2 separate regions of the Homo sapiens genome follow, and region 1 is linked to region 2. Evidence: chromatin contacts called from ENCODE Hi-C data. All regions are on one chromosome and are shown on one strand. The core of a region is the stretch at or near the end of the contact, and the rest is flanking DNA. Distances in the headings are between cores, read along the strand shown.

Region 1 (4,438 bases), core at 621-3,120, 1.5 Mb before region 2:
CTCAGTCTCTCACTCTGCCTTATGCCTCTTGGATGAATTCTTTCCTTTGAAGAGGCAAGAATCAAGTTATTGTAGATCCGTATGGATTCACCACTGCTAACATTATGCTGAATGGTATGTGAGAGTAGAAAAAAAAACACTGTTTTTTCCCTGTCTCTAATAATGAGCTTAACATCAGAATAGAAATAATAGAAGAAAAAAATCAAAGAACTGGAAGCCAGAATTTACTCAACCTGAACAAAAGAAAGAAACTAGAATGGGAAAAAAAAGAAAAAAAAGAACAGAGCCTCAGGGACCTGTGAAACTATCATAAAAGATCTAACATGGGGGCTAAAAATTTACTCCAAGAAATAATAGCTGAAAAGTTCTCAAATTTGTCAAGAGACATAACTATAGAATTCAGCAATACAGAAAAAGAAATATACAACAGGACCAAGCAAGGTTTATTCCAGGGAGGCAAGGCTGGTTCAATATTAGAAGATCAGTGTAATCTATCTTATTAACAGGCTAAAGAAGAAAAACACCACATGCTTATAGTAACTGATGCAGAAAAAACACTTGCCAAAATTCAACACCTATTCATGATAAAAACACTCAGAAAAAAATAGAAATAGAGGAGAATTTCCTCAACTTGATAAAGGGCATCTACACAAAACCTACTACTAATATTGTACCTAACCATGAAAGACTGAATGTTTTCCCTCTAAGATCAAAAGCAAGGCAAGGATGTCTGCTCTCATCACTCTTATTCAACGTAGAGCTAGACACTCTAGCCTGCGCAATAAGGCAAGAAAAGGAAATAAAACGCATATAGATCTGAAAGAAAGAAGTAAGATCTGTTTACTTATTTACAGGTAATGTGATTACACAGAAAATCCCAAGGAATCAACAACAAAAGACTCCTAGAACTCAAAAGTGACCAACAAATTCCTCTTTAAGTAAAGTTGGGTCTCTCACATGTAATTGAAAGAGTCCTTTATTTATTCACATATCCATCAACTATTTATTGAATGCCTAAAATTTGCCAGTAGCTATTCCAGGCAATAGATACACCATCAAACAAAAAGAGTTCTTACCCTCAAGGGTGATAGTAAGAGATGTAAAAAGTTAAAAAATGGTAAAAGAGAAAAAATGAAGAGTGCTACTTTAGAAAATGAGGTAAGGGAAGAGTTATTTAATAAGACACCTCAGAAAATGAGGAATTTGGCCAGGGGGATATCTGAGGAAAGAGTTCCAGTCAGTGGAAACTGTGAATTCAGAAAGCCTGAGGCTGAAACAGGCAAGTGTGTTTGAGAAAAAGCAAGGAGGCCGGTGGCTGTGCAGAGTGAGGCAGAGGAAGGAGAATGGGCTGTGGATCAGAGGACCCTGTGCCAGATCATACAACTCCTTGCAGTTCATGTAAGGACTCGGATTTTACCTGGAGTGGAAAAAGAAGCACTGAAAGATTTGAGCAGGGGAGTAACCTGATAGCGTTTATGTTTAGTCCTGCCACTTCGACAGATAAACGCACCAATGGGCTTGATGAGATTTAGGCCAACCCATAACCGCCCCTCAACTTCTTTCCTTTCAATTTCAAAACTCCTCTATGGCTTCCTCCATCTGTTCTTCCTTCTGAGAAGTGCTCTCTCTGCCCCTTTACAGAACTAACCACTTCGGCAACTCCTTGGACACTTTCCTTCTTGTTAATAATTTGCTTTCTCCGCCCCTCAAAAGCTTGCTGTTTCTGTAAATCATTACCTGTAAGAGGAACCGCTGGGAGTCCTGTAAACTTTAGCCCAGAGCTTGGCTCCTCCTCCAGAATGTCTCCACCAATCAAGGAAAGTGTTTTGGGCCAGTCTTGCTCCTCCGGATTGTCAGACTGCTCCTCCCTCTTCTTTAGACTGCCACGAGGAAAAAGCAGATGTGAGAACTCAAGGTTCAGGGCTGCTCTTCTAAGAAACAAGTCTGCCATAATCTCCATCTGTGTTGGAATCTGTTAACTAGTGAGTACCTCATCTCCCCTCCTGTGTAAGATTTCCTGAACTGGCACATCTGTTTTTTGAGCAAAGATAACAAACAGATGAACAAAACCAACAATCAAAAATGCTGTCATTAAAGTCTTGGGCAGCCAAAGTTTCTCTCAGAATTTCTCAGTTGTGTGATACTATCTATTAAGTGATGAGGAGTATGCACACACAAAAGGCTATAAATGTAGCAGCTGAGTTTTCATGTTGAGCCTTTTGGTGCTATTTGATTTTTTGAAAAACTATGTACATGTATTAAGTTGATAAATTTTTTTTTTAATTTTAATTGAACCAGATGCGGTGGCTCAAGCCTGTAATCCCACCACTTTAGGAGGCTATGGTGGGCAGATGCAGATCACTTGAGGCCAGGAGTTCGAGACCAGCTTGGCCAACATGGTGAAACCCTATCTCTACTGAAAATAAAAAATTAGCCAGGTGTGGTGGCAGGTGCCTGTAACCCCAGCTACTTGGGAGCCTGAGGCAGTAGAGTCACTTGAACCTGGGAGGTGGAGTTTGCAGTAAGCTGAGATTGCATCACTGCACTCCAGCCTGGGTGACAGAACAAGACTCCATCTCAAAAAAAAGACCAGGTAGTGGCTGAGATTTTCATTGTACTGTCTGCTTAGCTCCCCACCTTGCTCAGTGACAGATGGGAATCCATCTTCTGCATCATCCAGAAAGTATGTAAATTACTTCCAGGAAACTTTGGGAAACACAGATGCAAACCTAAGAGCAGCCAGTTTTCTCCTTTAGGTGGTCAAGGGCAGCTGCAAAAGTTCTGTATAGGAGGGGCTTCAGGCAGGGTCTGGTTGGGTTTGGAGACAACAGCAGTGAATTTACCTTGCGTTGAGGCTGTATATGTTAAACTACTGTTATTACTTGGATACTTAGAGGGAGGGATGTTTAGGGAGCTGTGGGGAGGCTAAAGCCCCCTTGGCTGTAGGGACAAAGAGCTTGCATTTCAGATGAGACCTTAAATACTTTCAGAAGCCTATCTGACCAGGGGTGGTACTGTCTTTCTTAGAAGAGTTTTCCTTACCAATGTTTCTGTGGCTCAGTATAAAAATCTGGAGTCACCCTGGGAAAGTTATCTCAGCAATTTTACCTACAAATAATTTTATAAACCTGGGAAATAGAAGTTGTAAAATGCTAAGATCGATGAAAAGGGAGGAAAAGAACTTTGTTGAGGAGAAGGTAATCTTATGGTTTTGATGAAGAGGATGTCGATATTTGCTTTTTGGTAGAACAGAATGGTTAGGTTCATTTTAAGCTCCAAATGACTGATCAATTTTCTTTTCAACATACGTTTGAAGGATTCTGAATGTGGTGTAGAGTATTGTATGGGAGCTAGGGAACAAATCATACTAAACTCTGATTCTATTCAGAATCAGCAAGCTAAGTATGATATATTTATCTCCAATCATATTAATATTTACATAATTATTTAATGTCTTCCTTAATAGTCTATAAGCTTCATGGGAGCAAGACCAGCCGTGTCTTGTTCACAGCTATATTTTCAGCATTTAGTACAGGTCTGGCATATACCAAGTGTTCAATAAATACACGGGTAATGAATAAATGCGTTGTCCAATTTAAATATGTGTGTCTGTTTGTGTATACTTCCTTGTCTGTAAAATGAAAATACTAATAAATAACTGCAAAATGCTTAACAGTACAACCACTTGCCAGATCTCAGCAAAAATGTTACGTCCCTAGAGAGACCTCCTAAAAGGTCCCTTTTCTCCCATTACTCTCTTTGTTTTCTTGCGTAACATCACATTTATTTATTCCCTTGTTTACTATATGTGTCTTTCTATGAGAGCAAGGAGGACCTTGTCTCTTGCATTCCCTCCTGTATCCTCTATGTCTGAAATAATTCATGGCAAGTGATTAATAATTGTTGAATAAATAAATGAATCATGCCAACCTACCAAGAATGAAGCTCAAGACCTTAAGATATTTGTCCAAATTCCTGCCTTTTATTTAATAGAATCAGAAATTGTTTCTAATACTTCACAACCACTTAAAAATACTATTCATTTTTACATCCAAGTAATGAAAGAATCAGGACGTTCCTTTTGGAAGACATAGTTTCAACATTTTATCTAAATTGCAAAATTATACAAAAACTCAAGTGACCATTGATAGGGGACCGGTTTAAGAAATGACAGTGCAGTTCTTCACTAGAATGTCATACAACTGTTAAAAGAAAAAAATCAGAACAGGGCTGAGTGTGGTGGCTCCCACCTGTAATCCTAGTGCTTTGGGAGGCCGTGTGCGTGTTTGTGTATATTTCCTTGTCTGTAAAATGGAAATAATAATAAATAACTGCAAAGTGCTTAGCACAGGAGGATTGCTTGAGGTCAGGAGTTTGAGACCAGCCTGGGCAACATAGTGAGACCCCCATCTCTAAAAAATTTTTTAAAACACTTAGC
Region 2 (4,326 bases), core at 395-2,894:
AGACAGCAAGAGCGAGACTCCACATCAAAAAAAAAAAAAAAAAAAAAAAAAAAAAAGAAAAGAAAAAAGAAAAGGAAAAAAATGCCACAATACTAAGTCATTAATTTAATGCCAGGTGGTGGCACTATGGATGATAATTTTTTTCTTTGTAATTTTTGTGCATTTTTGTTTTTAATATCTTTGCATATCCACACGGATAGGTATTTTAAAATACAGTCTGGTGAAAAATAACAGCCAATTGCAGATCTATATGAATAATGTGACAATATTTGTGTTCAAATCCATACACAATAAAAACAAAGCTATCTTCTATGGCTATATCTATATATATCCATATAGATATAAACATATAAATTCACAGCAAAAGATCTAGAAAGATATATAGTGTTTTAGTCCATTTTCTGTTGCTTATAACAGAATACCTGAAACTGGGTAATTTGTAAAGAAAAGGAAGTTATTTCTTACAGTTATGGAGTCTGAGAAGTCCAAGGTCAAGAGTGTGCATCTGGTGAGGGCCTTCTTGCTGGTGGGGGACACCTGCAGAGTTCCCAGGCAGTACAAGCCATCATATGGAGGGGGTGCTGAGCTGCTCCCTTGCTAGCTAAGGTCTCTCTCCCTCTTCTTATAAAGCCATCAGTCCCCCTCCCAAGATAACCCATTAATCCATTAACCCATTAATCCATGAATCCATGAAGAGATTAATCCATTCATAAGGGCTCCACCCTCATGATCTAATCACCTCTTAAAGGGCCCACCACACAATACTGCCACATTGGGGATTAAATTTCCAACACATGAAATTTGGGGGACACATTCAAACCATAGTTCATATTAAACAGATAATAATGGTTAGTTACCTCGGCGGAGGGGCCTAGGATGCGAGTCAAGGTCAAAGAGCATTTGTACCTTATCTGCAAAGTTTAAATATTTTGCAATAATTCGCGTGTTATTTGTGTAAGTAAAAATTTAAACATAATTTTTCAGAGACAACTGCCCAGACCAGCTCCAGGGTTTGGCCGTCAGATCCCCTGGTGCATGTTTCTGATCAGATCAATTTCTTCTCCCGGAGACACCCAATCCGGGTCGTATGGATTACCTGTGGGTTAACCAGGGGTCTCCGGGTTAACCATCCAACTCAGAGTAAAGTTTCTAAAAATGCGTTTTGCTCTAATACCTATTCGGAACCAACCTGGGTCTAAAGACTGGAGCAAGTGTTTATTTTCCAAAACACGGCTTTTTAAAATAATTCTATAGGGATCACCTTGAACACACGTTAAGCAAAAAAAAAACCTCAGCGAAAACGCCTCGCAATGTCCAGATTAAATGCAAAAGCAAAAGCATTAAGTAGCTTTCTGGCATAAACATATTGCAGCTGGGTAGCGTGGCCGAGCGGTCTAAGGCGCTGGATTAAGGCTCCAGTCTCTTCGGGGGCGTGGGTTCGAATCCCACCGCTGCCAGGGTTGCTGTCTTTTTGTCCCCGCTGCATACACTCCTGGCTCAGTTTTGCGCGTGCCATCAGCGCCCCCTGCTGCAGGGCGGGGCTCACGGCCTGCATGAATGGCGCGGCGGAGGGGGCGGAGCCGCGTGCACCGGGGCGGGGCATTGTGGGTAAGAGGAAACGCTGGGGCCGGCCCGCTCCCCCCCACGTGTCCGCCGGAGTTTCTCCACCAGCAACATGGCCGCCGCCTGAGAGGAGAGCCGGGCCGCCGCCGTCTCTGCAGCCCGCGGGTAACTGGGCCGTTGCCGCCGTCCGCGCTCGGCCCCCGCGGAGAGGTGAGTCCCGTCTTGGCAGTGCCCGAGCTGGGGCTTGAGCCGGACCGCACTCACGACGTGGGCCTGGGCTAGATTCCCGAGTAGGCCAAGGAGGCCCGCGCCGCGCTGTGCCTAGCAGCTGGAGGCCTCTCGGGACTCGGGCGGGGAGGAGGGGCAGCCGGCTCCAGGCCGACCCCGGACTCTGACTTCCTTGACCTGACACCTGGGAGTTGGGGAGGCCGCGGCCGACGCTGGCGGCGGTGACTCAGGGTCCAGCCGACCTGCCCTATCCGGGCCTGGGAGGCCTCCTACGGAAGAAACACCTGTCCGCGCGTCGGGTGTAGTGGCGGCTCGCGGCAGGGACTGCGTGGTGGGCGTGAGAAGGGGGGCCTGACCACCCGCGAGGGAGCAGAAACCCATTGGACAGCGAGGCTCGGGATCGGCGGCCCGCCCCGATGGGCAGGGAGGGCACCTGCGCCTGCCGGAGCCCCCACTTCGCAGCTGAACCGGATTAGCCTCTGCCCGGCGAGGCCAGGGATTCCTCATTCATTTATTCAGGCAACCATTCAGTGTTTACCGAGCCAACTCTGTGTTCCGGATACAGCCCTGACCATTCGGTCCGAGGAGGTGTCAGTAAACAAACAAGGTCGTTCCTTTGGGTTAGCTTTAGAATTCCTTGGGCTTGGAGGCGGAAAGAAGAGATCTTAGCGATCTCCACAGTTTCCTCATCTGTGAAATAGAGATAATAGAAATTCCTACCTCATAGGGTTGTGGTGACGGCTCAGTAGAAACCGGGTGACGCTCCTGCTTGCAGCGTTTGACTTGTGGCTTAGCGTCATTACCCGCTTACGTTGGCAGAAAACATGTTGTCAAGTAATAACAAACCTTCCCAGAGGTTACGTTTATTAGCGTCCTGTCCTTACTCCTTCCCCGCAGGGGTCTGGAGGTCGGTACTTAGTTTCCCTACTTTAGGGATGAAAATAGGGAGGAATACCAAACCCAGACAACTCAGGTGGGTCACAGATGCCAAGCAGCTGTGGTGGGATTTGAACCTGCACAGTTTTGTTCTCGGGTCCAAGCTCTTACCCACTTAACCATACTGCCGTTTATCAGAAAACCGTGCAGTATAGTGGTTAAGAATAAGAATAAGGATCTTTGACATAGCGAGACCCAAGTTTCTGTCCTCATTCCACCTTGGATGAGTTGCTTATATCTGAACCTCAGTCTCGTCATTTCCAAATTGAAGATGATAAATCTCTATTGATAGGGCTAATGAGAAGATTAAATATAAAGTATTCTTTGTACTATATTGAGTGTCAACTTCGTGCCAGGCACTGTTCTAGGTATTGAGAGAACCAGCACTGGATTTTTTTTTTAAAGTAATGCTCCCCATAACAGCTTTGATGAAGTAAAGTATGATTGTCTGCATTTCATAGTTGAGGAAACTGAAGCACTGAGAAGCCTTCATGGAGCTTACGTTCTATTGCAGAAGACAAACAACACCTGAGCAAATAGACCAGGTAGTTCCAGATTAAGATGAGACCCACCAAGGAAAGAAAACAGAGATGTGGTAGGGCCTGGGAGGAGGCTGGGGGAGGCTTTTAAAATAGGGTGGTCAGGGAACCTATCCTCTCCTGCAGGCGGTGATGATATTTAATAAAAAGGAGCAACCTTGGAAATCCCTGTGGGAGAATAGATGATGTGCAAAGGACCTGGGGTGGACTGGGGCTTGCCTTGTTGGAGGCCCAGCAAGTGGCTACCAGCCTGGATGGTGAGGGGAAGACAGAGACAAGATTATGTAGGGCCTTAGGTGGCTCATGGAAAGGAGTTTGGGTTTTATTTTATGTGACAGTGGCAGTTGACAGGTCTTAGGCAGGGAAATAATATGATTTACTTTTTTTTTTTTTTTTTTTTTGAGATGGAGTCTTGTTCCGTTGCCCAGACTAGAGTGCAGTGGCAAGATCTCGGCTCACTGCAACCTCTGCCTTCTGGGTTCAAGTGATTCTTCTGCCTCAGCCTCCCGAGTAGCTGGGATTACAGGCGTGCATCACCACGCCTGGCTAATTTTTGTATTTTAAGTAGAGACGGGGTTTCACCTTATTGGCCAGGCTTTTCTGGAACTCCTGACCTCAGGTGATCCGCCTGCCTCGGCCTCCCAAAGTGCTGGGATTACAGGTGTGAGCCACCGTGCCTGGCTTTGTTTTCCCCCCAGTAGAGATCGAGTCTCACACTGTGACCCAGGATGGAGCGCAGTGGTGTGATCATAGCTCACTGCAGCCTCAAACTCCTGGGTTCAACCAATCCTGCTGCCTCAGCTTCCCAAGTAGTTGGGACTGCAGGCCATGCCAGGCTAAAATTTTTTTTTAAAGAGAGACCGGGGGGCGGGGGGCGCCTCACTATGTTGCTCAGGCTGGTCTCGAACTCCTGGTCTCAAGCAGTCCTTCCACCTAAGCCTCCCAAAGTGTTGGGATTACCGGCATGAGCCACCATGCCAGCCTGATTTACTTCTTTCCAAAGACTCACTGTTGCTGGGAGACTTGGAGGTAGGTATAAGGAGCCGTAGGGAGACTTGGA

Evidence for each region. Hi-C counts contacts between places; a loop is a spot of excess contacts on that map. Pooled maps may share reads with other maps.
Region 1: a loop to region 2 is called in a pooled map, with 8 times the contacts of the local background. The contact joins the promoter of ACSM3 here to the promoter of POLR3E in region 2. A Hi-C loop is called at or near these places in 7 of 50 pooled maps.

Annotation. Positions count from the first base shown.
Region 1 is chr16:20,762,144-20,766,581 of GRCh38, forward strand. ACSM3 (acyl-CoA synthetase medium chain family member 3) reads left to right here and starts at 1,871. Exons shown (of 14, transcript NM_005622.4): 1 at 1,871-1,982. RefSeq lists an enhancer at 2,008-2,137.
Region 2 is chr16:22,295,765-22,300,090 of GRCh38, forward strand. POLR3E (RNA polymerase III subunit E) reads left to right here and starts at 1,645. Exons shown (of 21, transcript NM_018119.4): 1 at 1,645-1,773. It overlaps TRL-AAG2-4 (tRNA-Leu (anticodon AAG) 2-4), which reads left to right and starts at 1,376; the gene lies at 1,376-1,457. RefSeq lists silencers at 1,266-1,715, 2,726-2,865 and enhancers at 1,389-1,933, 2,376-2,515.